2 separate regions of the Homo sapiens genome follow, and region 1 is linked to region 2. A link is a loop called in an ENCODE intact Hi-C map of the cell type or tissue named here. Cell type or tissue: natural killer cell. All regions are shown on one strand.

Region 1 (2,500 bases), 110 kb after region 2:
GGCGGGCGTCTGTAGTCCCAGCTACTAGTGAAGCTAAGGCAGGAGAATCACTTGAACCTGAGGGCGGAGATTGCAGTGAGCCAAGATTGCACCATTGCACTCCAGCCTAGGTGACAGAGTAAGACCCTGTCTCGAAAAAAAAAAAAAAAAGAAGAGCCCTCCATAGCACCCCTGGGGCTGACACCCAGATTGAGTAGGGAGGGCATGGCTGTGAATCAGTGGAGGGCAGAGAAGTCACTGTGGTGCTCTGCTGGTGGAACTTGCTAGAAACCTGCCCTCTGGCATCCTGGGGAAAACTGTACAGAGAAGTGTCCTACCAGAGGCCTCTGATGCAAAACCCCCTGAGGGAGGTGCTGGGAAGCTGGTGCTCCTTAGCACTCCTGTGAAGCAGTCTGCACTGCACGGGTCAGGAAGCAAAACCCTCTTCCTCCTCCAATGTCTCTCCATCACCCTCTCCCAACAAAGCTTCAGAGCCCGCTGGCTCAGGGGAACAACTTAGAGGACCCAGATCCATTTTCTCAGAACAGAGGAGCAATTACATCTGGAGCCTGCCACTTGTCGACTGGCCGTCCTGTGGCCCATTGGTCTCCTTAAAGAGCAATGCCACTTCAGGGCTCAGCAATGATCTGTGTTGCAGGAAGGTTGGACATGCAGGGGCAGTGACAGCTCCGTTGACCTTGGTTAACAGGGAGTCCATGCTAATGGGCCGTCTACAGCCTGCCTCCATCACTGTGCCTGTCACACCAGTTCTGGGCTGGCCGGTGATGAAGTCCAGCTATCAACTGGCTGAGTTTTCTTGACTGCTTGGTTGTTCTACACCTCTTCCATGAGGATTGCATTCTGGGGACATTAACGTGGGAGGCGGAAATGACACTCCCCTGGAGCGCCCACTCCCCTGGGCTCATCCGTAATCCTCTACCCCAGACCTTGTTTCCTGGCCACTGTATATATTCTCATCTCGGGCCACTTTTCATTCCATTGTAGATACCAGTTGCACTCTCACACGCTGCCCATTAGAAAGATTTTCCATCTCCACCATCACGGGGCCACTCCTGAATAGAGCTATAATGAAGTTCTGACAACTGTGAAGGAGAGAGAGGAGGAAGGGAATTGGGTAGGAAAAAAAAATATCACAGACTGCAGTACAGTCCAAGAAAGAGAGGGCCAGGCAGATGGGAAGTCCTCAAGGCAAAGTCACCCATGGGAACCACCCTTGTCCCAAGGGAATAGCCTAGATGGACAGCAGGGCTGTGCTTGTCACAGGCCAGGAGCAGCCCGAGGGGAAGGCAGTGATGGATGGAGAGGGGCAGCAGCTGGGACCCACAGCCAATCAATTTTGTTTCCTGTAGCAGGAGGTCTAAGGGGTTTCTTTTCATGGCTGCCATTTGGCTATTCTGCAACTGTAAAACTTCACCATTGATCTCATTCATTTTTTAACATGACCTGGGGCTTGGCTCAAAGCAGTGCCACCTTGTGGTTAGTTTTGGAACACCAGCCTGTCTGGGCAGTGGCTTCTTAGGATGCAAGACCTGCTTGCAAAGCTTCAACTTGAGCTTTAGTTTCTTCCTTTGGTATTTCTTCTGCACTCCTTGTTTACAAGGATTTCATTTCAGCAAAGGAGCCATCTATTGAAATAAGATCAACCAGCGGGAAGATTCTAAACCATATTCAGGAAAGGTATGCTACGTCAAAACTAGCGATTACTGAGCCCATGTTTTAAGACAGCCAAATCTCTAGGCTATTTTGGATCTTATCCTGGACAACACTATTTCTGATTTGTATGGTAACCAAGGCCCTCTGTGGGTTAGTTTCAGCTTTCAAGCAGCCGTGGCTCAGTCTAGTGAGAGGCAGTCCTGCGTTCTGCCTGGTGGGAGTCAGAGTCTTAAGATTTGCCAAGTCCTGATGCCATCAGCATTCACATTGCCTTACAGAGGTCTCCTCCCCACTCCAAGATAGGTAGGCCCACCACCTGTTCTTGTCTGCAGCCTTCAGACTTGTTCTCCTTGAGGTCTTCAGTTCCGCAATAGGAAATATCTTGAAATCCCCTTCTTGACTGAGGCCACCCTTTGCTGAGGTTACTGACCTTTCTGCTTGCTGCTTCCTGGCATCCTGTTTCTCTCTGCTTATTTTGCCCTTTTCTGCCAGTTCCTTCAGGGCTCTTGTTGGATTCTCTCTTTCCATGAAGTACAGATTTTAGAGTGCACTGGAGTCCAACTGCTTGGGTTCGAATCCCAGCTTCTACCACTTACTCGCTCTTGTGAAGGCATTGAGACAGCGGAGGAATTTGTATGCAAAATTACTGGTCATTTTATTCAACGTGATAATGGCATGGCAGTTGTTATTATTTTTTATTTAAGAAATGTTGATTTCTAGGATTTACTTTAAAATATTCCAACTTAAAAAAATGGAGGAAGGGGGGTTGGTGAAATGAGATTGGCAACATGGTAATAATTGTCTAAGCTGGGTGGCAGATACATTATACATTATCTGTCTGCAGCTA
Region 2 (2,500 bases):
AAGCATTCCAACTTTATTTTTCTTTTTAAGAGCTCAGAATATTTTTACCTTCTGAAGTAGGAGAGGAAGATGTTATTCTTCCATTAAATAGAGCAAATGGGGCCTTCAGAGAAAAAAGACATTTATTTAGGACTGGCCAATTACCGCAACTTTGCACTTAGCTCTCTTTCATTTAAAAGAAATATGACTTGTTCATCCTTCTTCTCTTACCTGAAATAATCTCTGAAATCGAGGATTTGGGATTTTGGTGGTTGGAAACAAGTCTTCAAGGGTGTCTGTCTTCTCATCTTTCTTTGCCAAGCTCATGGAGTCAATCAAAGCATCAACAGCATTCAACTGTGCCTCTTAAACAGAGAAGCCGAAAGAAAAATGATTATTTCCATTATTCTCCACTAAAACAAATGCTTTCTACGTAGAGATATCCACGGCAATATTGGCAGGTTATACAGTCCTGGCCCTGCCAAAGTATTCTCTAGCTATGCACGTATTTAACCCAAGTCTTGGTTTTCTTATCCATGAAAAGATCGATTTAGAGTGACTGACTGATTAGGTTCCAGTTCTACCATTCAGTGAGCCTCTGACAATGGAGTATCAGATCAAAAGCAAGAAAGTTTGTTTCAGAGGAATACAGCCATATAAAAACCAATCCCTATAAGGAGACTGGAACAAAATATTTAGTATCCATTGAGCTAATATTTTAAAAACTAGTAATTAGCTAAAGAAGAAAAACATTAAAAAGAAAAAACCTCTCTGGTAATGAAGCATAAGCATTTTAATGACTTTAATATAACTTTTATCAGAGTACAGCACCTTAACAGGAAGACACCATTGGATCAGGGTGAGCTGATTCCTTCACAATCTACTGAGGCTGAATAAGCTCTCTCCTCTCTTAATGCCTCCATGACACTACTCACACCTGCGTACATGTCTTGCCCTACTCCATTCAAACTCTCAAGTTCCATGAGAGCAGAAATACGACATCCTCTTTCCTTAGGTCTCTCCTAATACTAATAAAAAACAAGTGCTCCTCAATAAAAATCTACTCAGTCAATAAAAATGGTACAGCCCAAAGCAATATGGACGAAAGGCAATTCTCCCAAAAATACTTCTGCCTAAACTACTGTGTGTAACTTTCATTTTACTGATTCATACAGCAGTTCAGCTGTTGAACCTGAGGCACTATTTCTGGAACATTCACAGTCACCAGGCAAAAGGTGGAAAAGAGTAAGTAGTTCCTAAAAAGTACATTATACTTCTATTCTGCACCTTTTCAAATATCCCTTTTGTACAGCTACAACAAAATAAAAGAGCATACAGATATTTATCATCAGATATTTCTTTTTTACCCATTTATGGACTTTTCATGGTGAAACCATGGAGGTTTCAGGCAATGGCACAGCCAACACCATCTTGAACTTGCTAATTCAAGGCCCTCCCAGCAACAGGTAGGGGGCAGTACTTGTACATGTGAACATTCAGTGATTTTCACCTACTACTACAAGGTAGCAGGAGGCCAGATCATCCTGGCATTGCATTCCTACATAGACATCTACTGGGAAATACATGAAATAACTTTAATGTTCCATTTTTCCAATGGAGAAAATGTAAACAAATGTTAACTCACAGAAAATAGATAACAGAAGATATTTAATGTTTCAGATCCTGAGTGATTTATGTCGACAAAATAAATTATCAATAAACTGGGTTTTTAAAAATATTCTGGGCTGGACGTGATGGCTTACACCCATAATTCCAACAGTTTGGGAGGCTGAGATGTGAGGATTGTTTGAACCCAGGAGTTTAAGACCAGCCACAACAACATAGTGAGATTCCATCTCTACAAACAATTTTAAAAATGAGCCAGCCACGGTGGCGCGTACCTGTAGTCCCAACTACTTAGGAGGCCGAGGCAAGAGGATTGCTTGAGCCAGAATTGGCTGTGTCCCCACCCAAATCTCAACTTGAATTGTATCTCCCAGAATTCCCACATGTTGTGGGAGAGACCCAGGGGGAGGTAAATGAATCAGAGGGGCTGGTCTTTCTTGTGCTATTCTCATGATAGTGAATAAGTCTATAGATTTATTCACTCCAGATCTGATGGGTTTATCAGGGGTTTCTACTTTTGCTTCTTCCTCATTTTCTCTTGCTGCCACCATGTAAGTGCCTTTCGCCTCCCACCAAGATTCTGAGGCTTCCCCAGCCATGTGGAACTGTAAGTCCAATTAAACCTCTTTTTCTTCCCAGTCTCGGGTATGTCTTTATCAGCAGTATGAAAATGAACTAATACACAGGGAGTTTGAGGCTCCAGTAAGCTATGATCACGCCGCTGCACTCCAGCCAGGTGACAGAGTGAGACCCTGTCTCAAATAAATAAATAATTAAATATTCTACTCATTTAAATTTTGGAATTATCAGGAAATAGAGACAGAGTAATACTGTAATACAGTGGCAACTTCCATATAATCAGGTCCATGCCTGCCTCCACCGTGATGCAGACAGA

Evidence for each region. A loop is a pair of places that touch in the nucleus more often than their neighbours do. Peaks named below come from ENCODE experiments on the same cell type or tissue, not always from the same donor. Only the 100,000 strongest peaks of a DNase experiment are listed, where the experiment ranks them.
Region 1: a loop joins it to region 2, with 21 times the contacts of the local background. A loop is called at or near these places in 10 of 110 quality-filtered maps.

The regions. Positions count from the first base shown.
Region 1 is chr2:216,033,139-216,035,638 of GRCh38, reverse strand. It overlaps a transcript of MREG not described here and a transcript of PECR not described here. Among named protein-coding and RNA genes, the nearest start is that of MREG, 21 kb to the right of the region's middle. In natural killer cell, CTCF peaks have their summits at 1,277 and 1,479 (motif pointing left); a DNase peak (open chromatin) is centred at 1,468.
Region 2 is chr2:216,139,030-216,141,529 of GRCh38, reverse strand. XRCC5 (X-ray repair cross complementing 5) reads right to left here. Exons shown (of 21, transcript NM_021141.4): 13 at 211-344. Among named protein-coding and RNA genes, the nearest start is that of XRCC5, 31 kb to the right of the region's middle. In natural killer cell, no CTCF peak of the experiment used is centred here; a DNase peak (open chromatin) is centred at 1,459.